Regions from separate parts of the Homo sapiens genome. Here region 1 is linked to region 2. Evidence: chromatin contacts called from ENCODE Hi-C or POLR2A ChIA-PET data. All regions are on one chromosome and are shown on one strand. The core of a region is the stretch at or near the end of the contact, and the rest is flanking DNA. Distances in the headings are between cores, read along the strand shown. Region 1 has its middle 39 kb from the start of LINC02015. Region 2 overlaps LINC00578 (long intergenic non-protein coding RNA 578).

Region 1 (6,753 bases), core at 914-3,413, 220 kb after region 2:
GAGGGCAACCAGACTTCAATGTTATGAATTTCTGCACTTCTTTCCCCAAGACAGTCTTATCTTCCCCTCTCTTCCTCTTCCCTCTTGCTCTTCCCCACTCTTTCTTTATCCCTCCATTCCTCTCCTTCCTTCCTTCCCTCCCTCTTTCCTTCCTTCCTCCTTTCCCCCTCCCTTCCTCCTTTCCCCCTCCCTCCCTCCTTTCCTTCCTTCCTTCCTTTCCTTTTTTTCTCTGAGGCTGGTGGCGATACACAAGTTTGATGACTTCTTTACTCGGTCCTTTTGGGAAGATATCTAGGGCCTTGAAGGAAGTGAGCCTGAAATGTCCTGCAGTTGGTACAGACCTGCTGCCTGCTCACATTTGCACCTCCTAAAGATGATTGCACTTTGGAAGGAAGATAGCCACCTAGGTGATTTAAGTGGTTGTCCCCAGTGCTGCCATTTTGAAATCAGGGAAAGGGATCCCTGAGGGCCAGGCTAGAGGTGAGAGGAGAGGACTACAATTCCATCACCCTCCTAGAGTGGCAGAAGGAGAAACGGTGTCCAGGATAACTAATGCTGACTAGTGGCCTTAGGGCGAGCCCCCATTTTCATGAACTGCCTGAGTCCAAGGGAGGAAAAAGATGCCCCAATAAATCACTAATGCTGTGTGTTTTTTAAAAATCATCGATTGACAATAGAGAACTTAGAGGAGAGTAAGGTTTCTTATAGAAAGGTAAAGAATTGTGGCACTTCTTGCATCTGTGTTGTTGAGGAATTTCTATTTGTGATACACTTATCAAGCATCTTTTTCTGTCCTATTCCTGGTGCTAGACAGATGGAGAGAATCATTGCCTTCCCTTAATTAAGGGAATCTAAGTCTAGTGGGGAAGGTAGACAAACAGAATTACAACACTAAAGGAAGGGTTCTCTACTAGTCTTATGAGTACCAGGCAGGGACAGTGCAGAGGAATGGTGACTGAATCTGCTTGAACCCTGGAGAAAGGGTATGGGGGAGGAGAAAGGAAAGGCAATTCAGTGAGGGATCAGCATCTGCAAAGCCACAGAGCTGTAGAAGGTTGTCGTGTGTTAGGAACAGGTGAGACGTTCAGTGTGCATGAAGGTGGGGCTGCGGGGTACCTAGTGTGAGGTGGTAAAAGTAGATGCCTTCCCAAGGCCCTAATTAATGAGTATCATCAATTTCAAGAGTATTTCAGATTAGTCTCTGCTCAGGGAAACATGAATGGCTGCAATCTTACAGCTCATATATGAAAGACACTTGGTAGAGGAGCTTCCCCAATTTGGTAATACTAAACATGTACATGATATTGTCAATAATAGGTTGTGAAGCTGAAAGAAATTCTCTCAATTATCATTAATAATAAACAAATTTTGATTAACCATGTTACAGGAAAAATGGAATGATCTTTCTAGTTTCTCTGTAGGAAAGGATATTACAGAATTTTGTCATAAAAAGAAACAGACTCTGCAGCCAAAAATGTAGAATACAGGCATTTAGGGAGACTTGTTAGAACATCAGTACAAATCTTATGTTATCGATACCAATTCATACAAATCTGTTATTTGTTTCTGGGTTTTGTGATATTTCTGGTATTTGTTGGCTTTTTAAAGCTGATATTTTTGCATTTTTCTTTTCTCATTCTGAATAAATATTCACTATTGACTTACTTTTTATAATTTTTCATACAGAGGGCATCATAAATTGTATTAGCTTCTGGTCTCCCTAAACCTCTGTTGGCCAGCAGACAGGAGCTTAGACTAGAAAGGTAGGTTGCCACCAATCTGGAGTCCGAGACTCACAAGATGGTAGAGGACCTGCATGTCCACCTGAGGCTTCCTGTCCTCATCTTACTAAAGAAGAAACTGGGCCCAGAGATGTCGAGTGACTGCTGTAGGTCTCAGAGCCTGCTGATAGCAGAGCCAAGAGTTGGATTTATCTTTGGCTTCCCTAACATGTCTTCCTTATGTCAAGCTCTGCAAAGGGCAAGCATCGGGTAGGAGTCACAAATACGTTGACTCACTTGTTTTGGCCGGTACAATGTTTAAAAAATAACCCAATGTCAATGCTTTTAGGAGGGACTTGCACTCTACCATTCATAGTTTCTTCCATTCCCATCTCCTTACAGCAAGGTGAGGCATGTACTCGCCCTGTGTCACCTGAGAAGGTATCTGGGTTGGGGCAATGGTACTTCCAGAGCAGAGGGGTTTTGAGGCTGTAGGCTTGAGACATTCTCCTCCTGTGACACATTGCTAAGAAATGTGGTGTTCCAAAATGAATCTGCCACAACATCATCTGTCAGCAGCTCTGGTATTTGAGTTCCCGAGTAGGAAAAGAACAAAAGCCACATTCTACCTGTCAGCAATCATGAAATGGTAGGAGGAACTAGCCATGCTGGCTGGTTTGTGGATGTGTGATCACGGGCAGGGAAAACTGGAGGAATGCCAACTCTTTGAGGGAGAAACGCTGCTTGTGACAGCAGCAGACCCACTCAGAGCATATTTCAGCAAGGGGCTGCTTGTATTTAGTTTCAGCCCTTGACCGCACCGTATCTGGCAACTTAAGTTCCAAAGAAAATACAATATTTCAGGTGTTCTTAGCATAACAGTGGACCAAGAGTGGGTATGTTTTCAGTTACAAAAGCAGCTAAAACTTCAATCTCAAAAAACAGGAATCCAAACCATTACATTGCTATAAAATTCTGGCTAATGGACATAGGAAACAGTCTTGTTAGCTGTTGCCAATCCACACCAAGAAATCATCTAAAAAGAATGGTTGTGTATTTGGTCCAGTTCAGTTCTCTCCTGATATCAGACTCTAAGGCCTTCTATAAAGCAGTCTAGACTATTTTACTTGGGGACATATCTAAGGATTTAGCATATATTACATATTATGACCTTTTATATTGTTCTTAACAAAGTCTACATTTATCTAAGACTTAACTATATGCATGGGCTTTACATTTATTATATCAAATTCATGTAACAATCTTGCACTCTTTTCATTTTATAAATAAAGTATCTGATGCTCAGAGAGGTCATATCTTGTATATGATACCGTGATGCAAGACCACATATTTATCAGCAGAGCTAGGACTAGAGCTCAGGTCTCTTGTTCCAAAGTCATGACATACTCCTGCCTCAACACAACTGCCATAAAGAAAAGCTCAAACCAATGTGTACCAGTCAATGTGACTCCCCTGAAGGCTTGTGTTGCACCCAGGTATGGTCCATGGGACTAGGGTCATCACCCTTTAGGCCGGTTGGTTGCATTCACTCTAGGTTGTCTTGCTGAGCTTGCAAGGATTGGCTGGGCAGCTGCCATAATGTCCAATGACTGCCTGCTGCTGAACATAGTTATCTTTTTCCTTCTAGGGAGATGTGGAGCACCAGGGAACAGGTTCACTGAGCCACCTTGTGTCCATCTCTGGGGACTGCATCTTCCCCCACATTCTAGCACCTAAAGATATAGGGGACTCCATCTTCCTTTGCTACCACCATTCTTACATTCTAACCTGAAAGAGACTTTGCCTACATGCCTTTGGTTTTCATCAACCTCCCAGTACCAGCTTATACCTTTGGTGGACAGACTACCTGCTGTCTTAGGACTTGGGGTAATTTATGTAGATTACCAAAGAATATTTTAAATAGTTGGTCGTCACAAACTCTAAATTCTAGGAGAAATTCAGGCTCTGTCCTCTCAACTCCCGTCACAGTCTTGCAAGGAGAAGGAGCTCAGACATGAACAAAGACAAAATTGAATCTTCAAGGACACACAGTGTTGCTTCCCAAAAAGGGGGCAGAAATTTTCAGCAGGAATTGTAGTGATCATAAATAGAACAGAGGAAATTCTCTGAGTCACTTTGGATTCTATCTTTCATCTTTAATTCAGCCATTGTGGAAGCACATACAAAATGATTACATAGTGGTTAAGAGAGTGTGCTCTAAATTGGAAGCATTGGTATGAACTCATTTCTAAAATAAATGTATGTGTATATACATGCAGGTGTGCTCAGGTAAATGTGTGTATGTGTGTATACATATGTGCATATGCATATTGTAAGTGTATATGTATATTTGTGTACATACATATATACATGCATCTATTTCCCAACTCTAGCTGCTGAAAAGACCTAGAAGAAAAAAAAAGTCTAGTAGCAATGAGCACACCTAGTACTCAGATTTTGTCCTCTAATACCATTCTCTACTGAAAGAACAAGGGCTCTTCTCCTCAGAGAAGTGACTAAATGTAGGCCTGGGACAGGGAAAGTTCTAGAAGCTAATGAAACATCTTGTTATGTCGATGAGAAGGGAAGTGTTAAAAAAAATGCTGAGGGCATGTCACAGGAAAAGAGCTGGCAGGAAGTGGCTCCTGTTGCCCAAAACTGAAACAATTTAAATACCAAAATATATAAGGACAGTATGACCATAAACCACTGAAGAAAACAGGAATCCATGAATCTGAACTAATTTATTTAATAATTAGATAAATAAATAAGTGAATAAACAGAGGAAAAAGGAGGACTCTTGCTTGTTGTAGAATGCCAGGTGCTGACTGGTAAATGTGGAGAAACTGCTGGAGTTAGAAAATTATTATTTTATAGCTGTCATAGTCAAGATTGGTCCAGGGCCAAATTACCAATGGATATTAAATCTAAGGAAGAATTTTGATGAGGAGCAGGATATTTTTATGTTTTTAAACTGACTCCCAACAGATTGCCTATTAGTTTCAAGGGAATAATTATATCTACACAGTGTAGAAATCAGACAATGCCTTGATTAGGTAAACAAAATAAAGAAGCAAATAAGCTTTAAAAAATTTTTTAATTTGAGGTGGAGTATCACTCTGTCACCCAGGCTGGAGTGCAGTGGCACAATCTCAGCTCACTACAATCTCTGCCTCTTGGGTTCAAGTGATTCTCCTGCCTCAGCCTCTCAAGTAGCTGGGATTACAGGCATGCACCACCACACCCAACTAATTTTTATATTTTTAGTACAGATGGAGTTTCACCATGTTGGCCAGGGTGTCCTCTAACTCCTGACCTCAGGTGATCCACTCACCTTGGCTTCCCAAAGTGCTGGGACTGCAGGCGTGAGCTATCGTGCCCTGCACAAATAAATATTTTGTACTTCCAGGATATAATACTACGAGAAGAACACAATATTACTTGTGGGGTATTCTGGCTGGATGTATAGCATAAATGTAAGTATAAGGAAACTTCAAAAAACTGAAAATTAGATATTTTCTGTTAGAAAAAGGAGGAAGGAACAGTATTCTTTTTTTTTTTTTTTTTTTTTTTGAGACGGAGACTTGCTTTGTTGCCCAGGCTGGAGTGCAGTGGCTCGATCTCGGCTCACTGCAAGCTCCGCCTCCCGGGTTCACGCCATTCTCCTGCCTCAGCCTCCTGAGTAGCTGGGACTACAGGCGCCCACCACCACACCTGGCTAGTTTTTTGTATTTTTTTTTTAGTAGAGACGGGGTTTCACTGTGTTAGTCAGGATGGTCTCGATCTCCTGACCTCTTGATCTGCCCACCTCAACCTCCCCTGTATTTTTTAAAATGTCAATGACATTAAAAAAAGAAAAAAAAAAAGAAAGAAAGAAGGCTGCAGAAATGTCCCAGATTAAAGGAGACTAAAGAAAGATGACCAGTGCAATACCTGATTCTGCACTGAATCCTGTACTGGAGGAAAAAAATTATGATATAAAAGACATTTTTAGGCCAATTGGAAAAATTAGACTATGGACATAGTCTAGATTAAATAGATTGGATTAAAATTTTATGTTAATGTTAAGTTTCCTGAATTAGATAATTCTGCTGTGATTATGTAAGAGAATCTCTCTCAGGAAATACACATTGAATTATTTAAGGGTAAAGGGGCTTGATGTATTCAACTTCCATATGGCTTAGAAAAAACATATCATATATAATATCTTATGTATTTTAATATCTATTTATTAGATTATGTAATATGTGTTGTATAATATAAAATTTTATTTATGTAGATAGAGATGAGATGGAGAGTGCAAATGATAAAGCAAATAGGGTAAATATTAACAGATAAATCTGAGTAAATAGTATGTCAGTGTTCTTTGTACTATTCTTATTCTTGCCAATTTTTGTAAGTTTGAAATTATTTACAAGCAAAAGGCTTTTTAAAAAGGGAGTGAAAGAATGAGAGAGAGAGAGAGAGAGAGAGAGAGAATCTGTGTACCAGTGATGATTATTATAGTTCAAAATCTGACTATTTTACTAGCTGTGGGATCTTTAACAAGCTAATTGCTCTGTGCCTCAGTTTCCTTAACTGGAAAATTAAAATGATAGTACCTGCCCTATGGGGGCAGGTGTTTATCATAATTATGGTTCTAATTTTGTCTGTTGCCTAGGCTGGAGTGCAGTGGAACGATTTCGGCTCACTGCAGCCTTGACCTCCCAGGCTCCAGTGATCCTCTCACCTCAACCTCTGAAGTAGCTGGGACTACAGATGCTCACCACTACGCCTGGCTAATCTTTGCATTTTTTGTTGAGACAGGGTTTGCCATGTTGCCTGGGCTGGTCTGGAACTCCTGAGCTCAAGCAATTCACCCCAGCCTCTCAAAGTGCTGGGATTACAGGCATGCGCCACTGTGCCCAGCCCAGGCTGTTTATTATTGTTGACTCAAATGTCTTTATTTTGTTAAAGAGATACCTTAGCTGTGGGAGATAAATTAGGAACTAGGGTAAAGCTTGGGGTTTGAGGCACCTAGCAGGATCTGAGG
Region 2 (6,392 bases), core at 3,852-6,351:
CAGCACTTTGGGAGGCCAAGGCGGGCAGATCACGAGGTCAGGAGTTCGAGAACAGCCTGACCAACATGGTGAAACCTCATCTCTGCTAAAAATACAAAAATTAGCCAAGCGTGGTGGTGTGCACCTGTAATCCCAGCTACTGAGGAGGCTGAAGCAGGAGAATTGCTTGAATCCAGGAGGCAGAGCTTGCAGTGAGCCGAGATTGCGCCACTGCACTCCAGCCTGGGTGACAGAGCGAGACTTCATCTCAAAAAAAAAAAAAAAAAGTGATATATATACACACACACACATACATACACACACACACACACACACAATAGAATACTACTCAGCCATAAAAAGGAATGAAATAATGGCATTTGCAGCAACCTAGATGGAATTGGAGACCATTATTCTAAGTGAAATAATTCAGGAATGGAAAACCAAACATTGTATGTTCTCACCCTTAAGTGGGAGCTAAGCTATGAGGATGCAGAGGCATAAGAATGATATAATGGACTTTGGGGACTCAGGGAAAAGGGTGGGAAGGGGATGAGGGATAAAAGATTATACAGTGGGTACAGTGTACACTGCTTGGGTGATGGCTGCACAAAAGTCTCAGAAATCACCACTAAAGAAATTATTCATGTAACCAAACACCACCTGTTCCCCAAAAACCTTTTGAAATGAAAATTAAAAAACAAGAAACAAACTCCTCAGGTTGTAGACATGAGCTGTTAAAAAACAACAAAAAACAAACATTTAATCTGAATCACATGGGAAAGGCAGGAGACACTGTAAACTTCTTTCCCTTATTAAATTCAAATCTCTTACAATTAAGAAAGGAGAAAAATCATAAAATATATGTATAAAACTTACATTACTTTAAAACAATAAAATAAATGAATAAATAAATAAATAAATAAATAAATGACAGTTGCTGCTTATGATAAGACTTGCTTCATCTCCCCTCTTACCTGTTTGCAAAAGGGAAACTCTGATTTGCTTCCGATGAGGCTGGTGGGTTCATTTTCTATTCAGCCAAGCCTATTTAAGAAAGTAATACTAGTAATCACCATGACAGTAACTACTCTTTCATGAGCACTTACTATTCTCTAGGTAGACACCCATGAAGTTTTTGTGCTTTGTCTCACTTATTCCTCATGACAAACCTGGGAGCAGATTGTAGGAGAATTCAACACACAGATGAAAAAACCTGGCCGGGCGCGGTGGCTCATGCCTGTAATCCCAGCACTTTGGGAAGCTGAGGCGGGCAGATTAACTGAGGGCGGGAGTTTGAAACCAGCCTGGCCAACATGGTGAAACCTCGTGTCCACTAAAAATACAAAATTAGCTGGGCATGGTGGCGAGTGCCTGTAATCCCAGCTACTCAGGAGGCTGAGGCAGGAGAATTGCTTGAACTCAGGAGACGGAGGTTGCAGCGAGCCGGGATCGCGTGCCACTGCACTCCAGCCTGGGTGACAGAGTGAGACTCCGTCTCCAAAAAAGAAAAAAAAGAAAGAAAAGAAAAACCTTGCTAACTTCGTTTTGAACTAAGAACTAGAGCTCTCGGGTGGCGTTGTGGGTAGTCTACTGCACCTCTACAGAGGTGCTTCCTGTGTTCTCTTTGTTCCCTCTTGCCCTTCCTCTACTCAAATAAACAACATTAAGCAAATAAACAGAAAAACCAAAGTGTTTCCTCTTTAATAAAGGGATTCAAGGCCACCAATTTAGTTTGCACACACAGTGCACTTCCCACCTCCAGAGGTCACCAAACATGAGGACTACCTTGCTATTGGTGCTCCTTGGAGCAGTGCAGTGTGGTAGTTCCAGGAACCTTCCATTGTATCACTTGTCTTAAAATAATAGGGACCCAACTCTGCCCTAGGATGTACCAAGATGATGCTTTGGGGGCACTTATAGTCCAGCCTTACTATGCAGGTTGCTTTTAGCTTGGCCCTAGTCCGCGAGGTGGGGTCAAAGCAGCACCTAGAACCTTCTCATACTGCAGATAATACACACCTGCATATGCTTTCTTCTTTCGGGTGCTTTGGCTCTACAAATTTGTGAACTTGAGCTGTCTATAAGATGAGAGTTATTTAACATCATAAATGTTTCTCTCTCTTTAAAAAGAGGAACAGCTTTGTATAAAGATCAACTTTAAGAATATATGATGTCATTATGGTATTGGTTTGCTGAAAGCCTAATAATTGGATTATATTGTGGGTTGTCATTAAGTAGAACTTCACTGTAGATTATAGGAGAGGCTTAACTTGAGTCACAGAGCATTTTGTGGGTTTGTTTTCTCCCCAGAGAGCCAGGCCACCCTCTTGTGTGAAGTAGTTTTTTTTTTCTTGGAGTTACGTACAAGGATGTACCATGTCTGCCTTTGCTGTTTTTATTCCAATGAATAAGAAAAGCTGCTTTTTAATCTGTTTAATTCATTTTCACAGATCAGTGCATTTGCAAAAGTGGAGAGCAGAGACATGAGGTGAAATGGGGAGCCCTGACAAAAGCAATCGGCAAAGGCACAATTTACAATAAATGAGAATCTTGGAATTCTATTGCCAAATTATGCACACCTTTCCAGAAAGAGCAAGTCACAGCAGATCAGATAACTGGCTCACAATTAGCACTGACAAAGAGCAGAATTGCACCCTGTCCTGTTCCTTTTATTTGTTTCCTGTGGGTGTCCATGATGGAGAAGCCTCTGGGAAATTGTGAGGGGATTAGTTTGATTGGAAAGAAGGGGAGAGAAGGAGCTGACGTACAGGGAGGAGGGCCTGCATCATTTAGACCCTTTCCAGGGCTCACTCCTCTGTTGCCTGGAGGCTGAAAGTCTGTTGGATCTTTCAAAGCCAGGAGGGGCTATAAAATCACCTCAGTTGGACCCAAATGAATTAAAATGACCAGTTAACTCCCTTTGAGGACTTTTGACCAAAAAAGGGGCTCAAGGCCTGGCCCACACAAGTTAAGAATACTCCATTGAAAAAGGAAGAAAATCTCAGTATATAGTCCTCATATTTTTGCACTTGAGGGTTCAAATAATGATAATACAACCAAATCCTGAATGACTCAAAGATGTTCATATAACCACATAAATGTGTATTTTTGGGAACTGGGCATAATGTTAATATGTGAAATTGTGGCTAATCCAATGTTCCAATTCTGGCCTTGGATCTCTGCCTCTGTGTCCCTTTGGGCTTCCGCCTGGCTCCATTCTGCCTCCCTTCATTCCTGGCACAACTCTATTGTTTTCTAGTCCAGAACTTGATGTGGTCCTTGCAAATCAGAGAGCCAGATGGACAGGGAAGGAGGTAATATTGAGCCATCTCATTTGTCCTCACAGCATCCGTTTGAGGTAGAGAAGGACAGGAATTAAAAATGACATTATAGATAGACACACTGAAGCTCTGAGAAATCAAGTGCCAAGATGGTGGTGACTGGAGATGAAAACCTAAGGCTTCTAACAGCCAGCCTGAGACTCTCAGACTACATGAAGCTGCTAGCATACAACAGGAAAACAGTAAAGCTCGGTTAATAGTTTTCTTAAAATAATCAGTAGACCACATCCTAGCTAAACATAATGGGAAAATAGACAATATTTCTCTCTCTTTGTTGCATTTTTCAAGCTAGATTTTCTTTTTTACATCCCCTGCCTGGTCAAAAGCATCTGGAAAAGCAGCCAAGCCAGTGCCCACTGTTTCCCTTTTGTTCTCACAAAATAGAATTGCAAACTGAGATTATGCATACAACCTCCTGAGAGTGCAACTGTCCATCCCTGAAGCTGTCTCTCAGCACTGAGCCAGCCCAGTCGGCACCACTGGGCACCAGGCTCTGCCAGGGAAGGGTTTCAATACAAACATCAGGCAATGTGGGCTGCCAACCCAGGCTTCATCACTAAGTGCTGTCCACGTGTTCTGTAGAGACTTCTATGGAGGGGGCTATTTTCTTCTAGAAATATTGCTGGTAAAAAAGAGTCAATACCAGGACTTTAGTATCCTTGTGTAGCTCATGTCTATTTCAATGCTCTTGGATTTCTTCCTCCCAATTGTTATTGTCTCTCCTAGAAGCTTCCTACATTGAACCTTGATGACAGAAAATTGTAATGGAAAGAAAAATCTCTGGCCTGAGAGCTCTAAGACCTGGGTTCTTTTTAATGTATCTACGAACACATTCTATTGCTAGGCCGTTTATCTGGCAGTATGATCTGTCCTAGGGAAATTTTATTCTTAATTAAAAACATTGGTTTTAACCTCAAGGAACTTCCAATCTAATTTAAAGAGACAAGGCGTATGTAATTGTTCCTTAGTTAAAAAATTAATATTTGCAAAATGACTGTTGGTGGTCTAAGGGTTGCTTTTGTCTACCAAGTTAATTCAATTTCAGTGATTTTTTTAATTTATTGTTTACCCTTACTGAATTGCCTTGTTTTAATCTTTGTGGTACAGCCATTGCCAGCTGTAGACTTTCAGTGCTGAAGGTACTTGGAGTTCAGCTCTTTCTTTTTGCAGACAAGGGCACTCAGATCCAGAGACATCAATGCTCTTGCAAGTGTATAAGACACATCCTCTTCCAAATGTATAAAAAACTCACCTGCATCTAATAAGTCATAGTTACTGACTGAACAAGGATGCAAAATACTGAATTGCTTTCGGGCAGCCATGTCTACAAAAGAGAAAATACATTATTTTGTTCCTATAAATGTAGTATAATGCATCTCCAGTAGATAATTAGAAATTTTAATATATAGTAATAATCTGGAAAAGATAAATTTTAAAGAAATACCAGTTATGTCTGTGCAGACAGCATAACTGTTCACTTTCAATAAACATATGATGAAAGTACATAAAATGCCCCCATTCTTCTGTGAAATTATGTATGCAAATGCATCTTATACACCAAAAAATAATTGCAGTAACCTTTTAAATCTCATATAACCAAAGTGGCCTTTGCAAACACTCCTTGCCCCTTCAGAAATAATCACTTGTAAACAATACTCAGAATTAACAGGATTTCAAAGTTTTTTTCCTCTATTACTAAAAAAAAGCCATTGCAGAGAGGGCAAGGAGCTGGTGGGTGGGGAGTGGGAAGTCTCAGAGTTAAGCGCTACTGCTGCCAGAATTCCACACCCAGTGGCTGGTTAGTGACTCAATGTTGAGGGCAATTGAGACAGAATCTCAGCTGGTGCTAAAAAAAAAAAAAAAGGAGTGCAAATCTGCTCTCAGCAAGTAACAGCCTCCATTTTAACTTGGACCAACTGGGTGGAACTGCCCTTCCTTCCTAACCCACACAGTCCTCTGCTACACTTGACTTTCTTTTTATTCTGAATTTACCAGTGAAAAACACAGATGGGGGCTGGGAAGCACAGTGGGAACTGCCCCAGGCTGCACTCCAGGCCCCAGACCTGAATGGGAACTATGTCATTAGTCCATACATTGCTCTCTGGGTTTTCCTTGGCTTGTAAAGTACTTTTTGACTTATATACATTAAAAACAAAAAACAAAAAAACAGCTTGGTGTTGAATTGGGCAGCAGACCTGTCTGTTTGCTCAGCTTGATCTAAATTGGCTTTTGGTTGAAACTTCAGGTGGCTTTTCAGTTTGTCTATGCGCCTCACCCTCCAGGAAGACAACTTAGCCCCTATTTAGCATTTTTGCTGACAGAGAACCAGCAGGCTTGCTGTTTGAACCTACATTTGAATGTACTATTTGGCCAAAAAAATTAGAAAAAAATCACTCCTTTTAGATTTGTTGGATTTGGTTGCTTTATTTTTGGCCCAAATGCTCCTCTGTCATATTGTTTTACATTTCTCTGTAATTCACTCTTTTGTGGCTCTTTCAGCAGAATTCTCTCTGCATTGTCAGCTTTTATGAACAAATGGGAGACAGTTTGAATTATGAATAGAGTGTTCATCCATCACAATCCAGTGACAGGCAACACCTATAGACTGTCCACAGCACACAGATACTACCTCCATGGAAGACTGATTTTAAAAACAAAATTATCCCTTAATCTCTTAAATCAATCAAACCTTCACACTTAGTAGTTAGTGTGTCAATGATGAACATATGTATCCTCCTAACAAAGTAATAATCATTACAGTGCAGGTGCAATATTATATATTAATATCATCAGTTCAAAACTTTACACAGTGTATTAAGGAGAAAAAAATAGAAAACTAGCTTTCTTTTCTATGTTAATTTCAAACAACATTTTTCTTTAAAATTAATTTTGGGATTCTGTATTTGACTTAATGTAAATTAAAAAAATTTGGGATAACTTAGAGGTTCATAAAAATTGCCCTTTACAAAATTGCTGGGGTAGTTATGGTTGTATACTGATCTAGCTTAGAATTTATGAGGGAAACCAAGTGGAATGAGTGGATGGACAGACACAATTAAAGAATTACTG

What was found. A loop is a pair of places that touch in the nucleus more often than their neighbours do. ChIA-PET counts read pairs that join two places held with the same protein, here RNA polymerase II (POLR2A). Pooled maps may share reads with other maps.
Region 1: a loop to region 2 is called in a map of K562, with 4 times the contacts of the local background. The contact joins two enhancer-like sites. A Hi-C loop is called at or near these places in 2 of 168 maps with a recorded cell type or tissue (K562 and naive thymus-derived CD4-positive, alpha-beta T cell), 2 of 37 single-sample maps with no recorded cell type and 8 of 50 pooled maps. POLR2A ChIA-PET finds 5 or more read pairs at or near these places in 4 of 52 experiments (OCI-LY7, T-cell, activated naive CD4-positive, alpha-beta T cell and 1 more).

The regions. Positions count from the first base shown.
Region 1 is chr3:177,774,533-177,781,285 of GRCh38, forward strand. No RefSeq gene overlaps it. Among named protein-coding and RNA genes, the nearest start is that of LINC02015, 39 kb to the right of the region's middle. Within about 2 kb of position 2,164, at least 6 of the 41 ENCODE cell types and tissues checked have a DNase peak (open chromatin) inside an H3K27ac peak, as active enhancers do.
Region 2 is chr3:177,549,974-177,556,365 of GRCh38, forward strand. The region is part of intron 2 of LINC00578 (long intergenic non-protein coding RNA 578); the gene reads left to right. Among named protein-coding and RNA genes, the nearest start is that of LINC00578, 110 kb to the left of the region's middle. Within about 2 kb of position 5,102, at least 2 of the 41 ENCODE cell types and tissues checked have a DNase peak (open chromatin) inside an H3K27ac peak, as active enhancers do.